Linked DNA regions of Homo sapiens: region 2 is linked to region 1. A link is an interaction called in ENCODE POLR2A ChIA-PET data of the cell type or tissue named here. Cell type or tissue: HepG2. All regions are shown on one strand. Links, peaks and the distances in the headings refer to the core of each region. The heading gives the core; the rest is flanking DNA. Region 1 overlaps TMEM184B (transmembrane protein 184B). Region 2 holds the start of POLR2F-AS1 (POLR2F antisense RNA 1).

Region 1 (4,384 bases), core at 174-4,173:
GGCAGCTGACATCACATGGTGCCAGACCTTCTCAGTGCTTTCTGTGTTCACTCATTATTCCGTCCCTCTCTCTCAGAGGCAGGTATGGCTGCTTCCCCATTTTATAGATGAGGAAGCTAAGGCAAGGAGAGGTTGTGTAACTTGCTCACAGACACAAAGCTAGCCAGTGGCAAAGCTGGAGGTCAGGTCTAGGTGGTCAGGCTCCAGAGTTCTGCGGATTTCACAGCACGGCAGTGGCAGTCGGAAGAACCATTTGTCAGGTGATTGTGGGCAAATGACGTCAGCCCTTCAAACCTCTGTTTTGCATCTGCAAGCTGCTTGCTGCTGCAACAAATTACCAGAAACTTAGTGACTTAAAACACAAATTAGGTCGGGTGCGGTGGCTCACATCTGTAATCCCAGCACTTTGGGAGGCTGAGGTGAGTGGATCACTTGAGGTCAGGAGTTCGAGACCAGCCTGGCCAACATGATGAAACCCTGTCTCTAACAAAAATATAAAAAATTAGCCAGGCATTTGGCCGGGTGTGGTGGATCACGCCTGTAATCCCAGAACTTTGGGAGGACAAGGTGGGCGGAACACAAGGTCAGGAGTTCAAGACCAGCCTGACCAATATGGTGAAAGCCTGTCTCTACTAAGAATACAAAATTAGCAGGACGTGGTGGCACGCGCCTGTAGTCCCAGTTACTGGGAGGCGGAGGTTGCAGTGAGCCAAGATCACGCCACTGCACTCCAGCCTGGGTGACAGAGTGAGACTCCGTCTCACAAAAAAAAAAAAAAAAAAAAGCCAGGCGTGGTGGCACGTGCCTGTAACCCCAGCTACTCTGGAGGCTGAGGTGGGAGAATTGCTTGAACCCAGGAGGCAGAGGTTGCAGTGAGCCGAGATCGCACCACTGCACTCCAGCCTGGGCCACAGAGTGAGACTCCTTCTCAAAAACAAAACAAACACAAATTATAGATTACTTACAATAAGAAAAACCAATAAAATGCATGCGCACACATTAATTATCTCACAGTTTTGGAGGTCAGGTCCAGAATGTGTTTCACTGGACTAAAATCGAGGTGTTGGCAGGGCCATACTCCTTCTGGAGGCTCTGGGGGAGAATTATTTCCCTGCCTCTTCCAGCTCCTAGAGACCACCTCCATCTGTGGCTTGTGGCGCCTTTCGCCATCTGCAAGGGCAGCAGCGTAGCAGCTTCCACTTTCCTCTCTCTGCTTCCTTTGTCACGCTGCCCTCTTCTCGCTCTCTACCTCCTGCCTTCCTCCTACGAGGACCCTTGTGATGACATGGGCCCACCCAGGTTATCCAGGATAATCTCTCATTTCAGGACCCTTAATTCAGTCACTTCTGCAAAGTCCCTTTTGCCATGTAAGGTAGCATGTTCACAGGCTCTGGGGGTTAGGATGTCAACATCTTTGGGGGATTATTCTTCAGCCTACCACACAGCACATAATAAAATCCATGGGCAGAGGGGATAGCAGCAGTAAGGTGTCCCTCAAACATGAGTTAAAATGACTCTGACGATAGAATCTGGGTGAGATGGTGGGATGCTCCCGAAATAAACTCCAAGGCAGGTGGCCAAGTTCAGTGACGACATAGCTGCGTAGCTTATCTGAGAAAGGATGTCTCTGATGGGGGGCCAGCCGGAAGACGTCTTTCCTGGAAGAGGAGGGAGGTGGGGCAGTCTTGGGAGAAGTGAGACTTTGGGTCCCACGGCCAGCTCCTGCCACATTCTCAGTGGATTTCAGGTTGGGAGGAGGGATACCATTACAGTTGAAAATAAACATAGAAATAAACGACACTGGATGTCTGCTTCCTCATCAGCCTCCCTACAGTTCTGGAAGACGGTCCAGGCCCACATCCCCTTCTCTGCTGTTCTAGAATTCAGAACGCTCAGAAATCCCAAAGGTTCTTCTAAGTCTGCAGCAGACTAATTTCTGCTGCAAAAATCTGACCTGAATTGATGTGATACTAATTATGGCCTTTAAAACTATCTTCCTTAGGGTGACTAACAGTATGTTTTCCTATGAAAGTACTATATGTTTGCTTTTGGGGTGTTGCACCCACCCTTCCAGGAGTGTCACTGTGTCTAGCAGCATAATCCTTTCTAAAATCTGAAAAATTCGGCTGGGCACGGTGGCTCATGCCTATAATCCCAGAGCTTTGGGAGGCTGAGGTTGGTGGATCACTTGAGGTCAGGAGTTCGAGACCAGCCTGGCCAATATGGTGAAACTCTGTCTCTACTAAAAATACAAAAATTAGCCGGGCATGTGGCTTATGCCTGTAATCCCAGCTACTAGGAAGGCTGAGGCAGGAGAATCGCTTGAACCTGGGAGGCGGAGGTTGCAGTGAGCCGAGATTGTTCCTCTGTACTCCAGTCTGGGTGACAGAGTGAGACTTAGTCTAAAAAAAAAAAAAAAAAAATTTGGAAAAATTCTAAATTCTTAAACCCATTTAGTCCAAAAGCCTTAGCTACAGGACAGTGCACCTGGACTTTTCTCCCTAAGAAACACAGTCAGAGAGGTCCAGTCACCTGCCTCAGGCCCAGCTTAGGTGATAATGCTGAGGTTCCAACTCAGTTCCCTGTCTCAGAGCCTGGGACAAAGTGCAGACTGCGTGGCCTGGCCTCTTTGCCACCTGCTGGGTGGCGTGTGAATGAGAGACAGGTGTGGAGACTGCACTCACTGGCAGGTAGGCTGTATGTGGGGGAGGTGGGGGTCCTTGAATTTGTTTTCTGTCTGATCTGCAGCCTGGAACTGAGCCAGGGGGCCTTGTCTGGGGAAGGACAGAGAGGCAGAGAGATTGCAGAGGAGAGGGGAATAGCAGCAGCCATTAGGAAGCCTTGGGCCTTTGCCTATCACTATAGCACTGCTCTCCAAACTTCCTTGGATCACACAGCCCTATCAGTAAAAAAGAAACCAGAACAAAACCTCTTGAACATGCACCCCCAATATGTGGATATTGGTGTAATTATAAGTGTATGTTACAATAAGTATACACGTATATTACTTTACTGTTTCAGTGTGTACGTAATAAAACCTACACCAAAAACAGAAACCAAAGGCCAAGCTAAAGATGTAATAAAGAAAATTTTTACTTTGTTGACGGTACAGAAACCTCCTGGGTTCATACACGGGGTCATTTTTTGGAACGTGCGCTTTCGTGATCAGTGAGAGAGAGTTTGGAAGGTCTGGCTGGCTTCACGTTCGGCTTGTTTAGAGACTGGGTTTTAATGGCTGCTTTCCCTGCAAAAGATCCTGTCTGGGACAGGAAGCTGCACACGGAGCAGACGCATCCTTGGCTTTCTTTCTAAATCGGGTTACTCATTTTTCCATCCCGTCCACTGAGTATGCAAAGGATTTGTTGAAATTTGGCCGGTACATTTCCATCCTCCCTGATGCCAATCACGTTTTTGTAAACGAAATGGAAGGTATTTTATTTTAAAATTCTTAACAAGCGAGTCCAAAACCCACTAAAATGCTTTGGAAAATTTTTAATGGACTAGAAAATTCTGTTACGTAGCTTTTTAGGAGTTCAGCTATGAGAGGATTTTTTTTTTCTTTTTAAAGTCAGTGACAGACATATTGTTTTGGTGCATGCCAGTAATACCAGCTACTTGGGAGGCTGAGGCAGGAGAATCACTTGAATTCTGGAGGTGGAGGTTGCCGTGAGTCGAGATCGCGCCATTGCACTCCAGCCTGGGCAACAAGAGCGAAACTCTATCTCAAAAAAAAAAAAAAAAAAAAACTATTAATGTCCACTTCCAGGCTTTGATACTGTACTACAGCTAGACTAGACGTCACCCGTTGAGGAAGCTGGGTGAAGGGCATACAGGACCCTAGATTCTATTTTTGCAATTTCCTGTGAACCTACGATTATTTCAAAATAGAAAGTTTAAAAAGTCTTTATCAAGTACAGATGCACACCGAAGTATTTAACATTACATCTGGGGGACAGGGAAAGATGCAACAAGATTGCGCAGTGTTGCTAACCGTTAAAGCTCAGTGATGGAGAGGTGGAAAAATTCATTACACTATTTGTTCCAGTTTTGTATGTTTGAAATGTTCCATAATAAAAAGCTTTAGACAGCAGAACAACAGATTTTTCTATGAAATGTGTAGTAAGATGGGGAGGGACTCAGTTTGTATCAGAGATTTATTGGTTATCTTGTGGAAAAGCAATCAATAAGGATTGTTGGCCGGGCATGGTGGCTCACGCCTGTAATCCCAGCACTTTGGGAGGCCGAGGTGGGAGGATCACGAGGTCAGGAGTTTGATACCACCCTGTCCAAGAGACCAGCCTGGCCAATAAGGTGAAAACCTGTCTCTACTAAAAATACAAAAATTAGGCAGGCATGGTGGTGGGTGCCTGTAATCCCAGCTACT
Region 2 (4,384 bases), core at 180-4,179, 230 kb after region 1:
GAGACCGAGAGAGAGAGACACACACAGGGGGAGAGAGAGAGATGGCTATGGCAGAGAGCAGGGAAGGCTTCCTGGAAGAAGCAAGACCTACACTATGTGTGTTATGGAGGGATGGGCAGGATTTGCAGAGGCCAAGAGGTGTGGGGAGAGCTTAGGTGGAAGGACCAGCACAAGGGAATCTGCTTGGGGAGTGGGGAGGGATGTCAGCCCCCTGGCTAGCAAGGTGGGGTGGGGAGGCTGGGGTGGGATCCTGGAAAGCCCCAGCTCGTCCTAGGCCACGGCCCCAGGTCTCACCTCCCACCACTCCCAGCCCTGGGCCGAAAGCTCCCAACTGGTTTCTCCTCTGGCCTCTGCTCAAGCCCTGCCCCCACCTCCAGTGCGCTCTGTGTCTCTGCTGGCTGCTTCTGACTCATTGTTCCGAGCTGCGCAGGCACAACCCCCTCCAGAAAGCCCAGGCTGACAGGTCTCCCCTGGGATTAGTTCATTCTGTCCCAAGGGGAAGCTGCTATTATTATCCCCATTTTACAGAGGGGGACATTGAGGCTCAGAGAGGGGTCCAGGGCTGCACGGCTGGTGTCAGCGCTGGGATTTCAACTCCAAGTGGCCTGGCTCTCCTTTGAGCTCTTGGCTGCCTCCGCACCCCGCCCCATGCTGGGCACTTCGGTCTCCTTAGAGCTGGTGCAGGAGGTCGCTGGTTTTGCATTATCCCCTCCCCCGCTTCTTGGAGGAGGAAGCTGGAGCCCAGAGAAGGGTTGGGACCTGCCTGCCGCCACGTGGCCAGGAAGTGGCCGAGCAGATTCTGAAGCCAGGAGTGGCTGACCCCACTCCTCTGTGACAGGCCTGGGGAAGCTGCCAGGCCTGGGACGCAGGGGTGCATGGAAGGGAAGAGGCTGTGGCCCGAGGCCCAGTGAGAGCCCAGTGCAGCCCTGGAAGGCGGAAAAGACAACTAGTGGGGATGAGGAGCAGCGTGGACAGGCCCAAGGAGCTGGGGGACAGATGGTGGTGGTGAGGCAGCAAGGCTGAAACGGTGGGAGTAGAGGAAGCAGAAGGGGAGGCGGAAGGAGCTGACAAGGGGAGTCGGGAGGACACCAAGGGGCCATGCCAAGCCCTAGGTTTTGGGGCACTCCTGCCCTGTCCGGGTTCGGCCCCAGCCACTTGACCCCTGGGATGGTGCAGGGAATAGGGGTCAGCGGCGGTCACAACCTCTCTTGACTCCCAGAATCAAAGGGGTTGGGGCCCCAAGTGAGCAGCAAACTTAGAGTCAGCATGGGTCATGAGGAGTCGCCCAGTGCCCTCGTCCACGTCACACCCTCTCCCAGCGAGCACAGGACAGAAGCCTCGAGGCCCTTCCACGGGCACTGTCGTCAGTCAGTGGAGTCACATGGGGGGCAGGCAGCGGGGCCGTGGCGCCTTCCGGTGGCTTCCCCACATCCACCCCTCCCCTCAGGATCCTGCCACCGCTCTTGGAAAACAACTGAGGAAATCAAGTGGAAACACAAATCCGCCACCCAGTCCCTCCCGCTCCGCCGGGGCCAGATCCCATCCCCCAACCCCCACTGCACTGGGGGAGCAGGCTTGGCCTCAGAGGCTGTGCCAGCCCAGCAGGGCTTGCCTTGGCGAGGCTCTGTGGGCACTGGTGATTGGTCCTGGAGTTCCCAGCAGCTGGGCCTGTCTGTCGCCCCATCTGGTCCTACAGAACCAGCCCTACCCCAGAGGGACTGGGTAACCAGGCTTGAACCCCGCTGCAACCTCTAGACTCTGGGATCTGGGGCCAGGGAAATTCCAGCCCTGGCTCTACCAGAGCCTAGCAGGCCGCCCTGGACAAGCGCTTTCTCTCTGTAGGTCTCAAGAGTCCTCATCTGTAAAATGGGAGAGATAAGCCATGCCCCGTCCACCTGAAAAGGCTGGCGAAGAAAGACAGGGCAACTAGGGAGGACAGCTCTGTGCAAAATCTCAAGATTTTGTCCACTTCCTTTTTTTTTTAATTTTCTTTTTTCTTTCTTTTTTTTTTAAGACAGGGTCTCACTCTGGGGCCCAGGCTGGAGTGCGGTATCATGATCACAACTCACTGCAGCCTCAACCTCCTGGGCTCAAAGATGGCTCACAGATGGCTGCTTTGATGTTTACAAGGAGGTGTTGCGTCACAGGTTGGGAGGTCATGAATTATGTCATGCTCCATGTGGGGGACATGAATTATGTCATGCTCCGTGTGGGGGACATGAATTATGGACGGCAGTAAGGGATTCCAGAGGCAGCTCACCAGTGGCCCACGGAGCCCTTCTCAGCTTGGCCTCCCCACCTCCCACCGTGGCCACCCCTCCTGCCCCTGCAGGCCTTCATAACTGCGCATCCAGGCAGCTTCCTTGCTGAAGCACCCTCTCCGCAGAACTCCTGCTCATTCCTCAAGACCCAGCTCGACTGTCTGTCCTCTGTGACACGTCCTGATTCCAGGCAGCATGAGGGGCGTCCGCCACCCCACGTTGGTTCCTACAGCACACTGTGTCAGTGTGGCATCATCCATCCATGTCCCCAATCAGGGTGTGGACAGGGCCTATGCCTCAAGCATCCTGGTTTCCCTGCCCCATGCCCAGTGTTGGGCCTAAGGAATAGCAGAGCTCAGTGGACTATGTGCCTGACTGTGGGCAGAGACCCCGGTCTCTCCTGGGCACACTCAGCCTCGAGGCAGCAGCTCGGCTCCTGACTGATGGATTCAGGGGCAGGTGATGGGTGTGAAGCAGTTTCCCCTGTCAGATACCCGCTGTGCATTTTTGGGAGGACCGTAACAGTGGAACTCCAGAGCTCTCCTGGGAAGATGGCTGTGGTGGAAGGTGAGAGGACACTGGCCAGTTAGAAAATGGATAAAAGCAGGCCAGGTGTGGTGCAGTGGTTCACATCTGTAACCCTGGCACTTTGGGAGGCCAAGGTGAGAGAATTGCTTGAGATCAGGAGTTCAAGACCAGCCTGGGCAACAGAGTGAGACCCTGTCTCTACAAAAAAATTAAAAATTAGCTGGGTGTGGTGGCTTGTGCCTAGGCTTCCAGCTATTTGGAAGGCTGAAGTGGGAGGATCACTTAAGCCCAGGAGGTTGAGGCTGCAGTGAGCCAAGATCGCGCCATTGTACTCCAACCTGGGCCACGGAGCAAGACCCTGTCTCAAAAAAAAAGTAAAAGAAAAAAAAGAAACTGGACAAAATCTCCAGACTTCAGACCAAAACAGAGGCCAAGACAGAGGGGACTAGAATGCTGGGGAGGGGACTACGGATGTGTTTGGAAGGAAAAATTGTCATGGCCGATGACTAGCCATAGGGGATGAAGGGGATGGATGAGTCAAAAATGACTCCGAAGCTTCATGCCTGGGTCACTGGAGAACAGTGGGGCCGTTGATGGGGCAGGGAAGCGGGGAGGGGTTGGTCTGGGGGCAGCATGGTGACGCGGGTTTGAGACATGGACTCACAGCACTTTCAGGCTGGAAGCAACCTTCGGAGGTCACCAGGGTCACACGTGAGGAAGTGGAAGCTGAGTGAGGAGCTGCCACTCAGCCGGGACACCTGTGACATCAGGCGCCTGGGACAGGGTGTTGGTGCTGGTGGGGACCTGGACAGCGGCACAGGGTGTGAAGTCCGTGCCTGCCCAGGTCCTGCACTGGGCTCTGGGGACCTGGTGGTGAATCAGACCCAGTCCCCACACTTAGGGGCTCACTGTTCCATGGAGGAGACAGACATGACTGTAATTACTACCTGGGCTAAGAGGGTGGTGTGGTGAGGACTCAGAGGGCCAAGTCTACCTTGTGGGGGGACGTGGGTAGGAGAAGTAGCCAAGGAACGAGGGCATCCTTGTTGTCAGAAGTAGGCTCCTCCGTGCCAAGAACATCTCATTTAATCCTTGCAACCATCCTGCAGGCTCTGTGGTATTACTGTCCGCATTTTACAGATGAGTTTGAAAAAGATGAAGCAGATTGTCCAGGGCCCTGCAGATGGAATGACACCCAAACTCTCGCTCTTAACCCCTGCGTCTTGGAAGAGGTGTGCTGGAGCTGAGGCCTGACAGAGTAGTAGGAGTTTCCCAAGGGACAAGGAGGGAGGGGGCGACACCGACACTTGCCAAGACCCGTCTTTCCATTGGCAGGGTCTGAAGTGCTGGTGGTCTGTAGCCTGCTTCCTTACCTCTTGCCCAGGGCCTCTCACAGCTCTTCCAGCCCTCGTCCTGTCCCAGGGCCCCTCATTTCACAGACCCTGCCTTTCCCACCCCCTACTGGTGACAGCCGACTGATCTGATGGATTTGTCCAGCAACTGAGCTGGGGGTGGGGTGGGAGAGGGCCTGTTCCTGATCCCCGGGGAACCACTGACCACGCTCCCCAGGCCTTCCCAGCACAACCCTGCCCCCA

Evidence for each region. ChIA-PET counts read pairs that join two places held together with the same protein. Peaks named below come from ENCODE experiments on the same cell type or tissue, not always from the same donor. Only the 100,000 strongest peaks of a DNase experiment are listed, where the experiment ranks them.
Region 2: POLR2A ChIA-PET joins it to region 1 with 5 read pairs; 3 of 35 experiments call an interaction of 5 or more read pairs at or near these places.

Annotation. Positions count from the first base shown.
Region 1 is chr22:38,256,340-38,260,723 of GRCh38, reverse strand. All of the region lies in intron 1 of TMEM184B (transmembrane protein 184B), which reads left to right. Among named protein-coding and RNA genes, the nearest start is that of TMEM184B, 14 kb to the left of the region's middle. RefSeq lists an enhancer at 185-534. In HepG2, for the core only: a CTCF peak has its summit at 2,641 (motif pointing left); a DNase peak (open chromatin) is centred at 2,633.
Region 2 is chr22:38,030,786-38,035,169 of GRCh38, reverse strand. POLR2F-AS1 (POLR2F antisense RNA 1) reads left to right here and starts at 942. Exons shown (of 2, transcript NR_199596.1): 1 at 942-1,005; 2 at 2,015-2,998. It also overlaps a transcript of POLR2F not described here. RefSeq lists enhancers at 277-366, 662-1,937, 2,949-4,148. In HepG2, for the core only: no CTCF peak of the experiment used is centred there; DNase peaks (open chromatin) are centred at 399 and 2,139; H3K27me3 peaks cover 404 bases.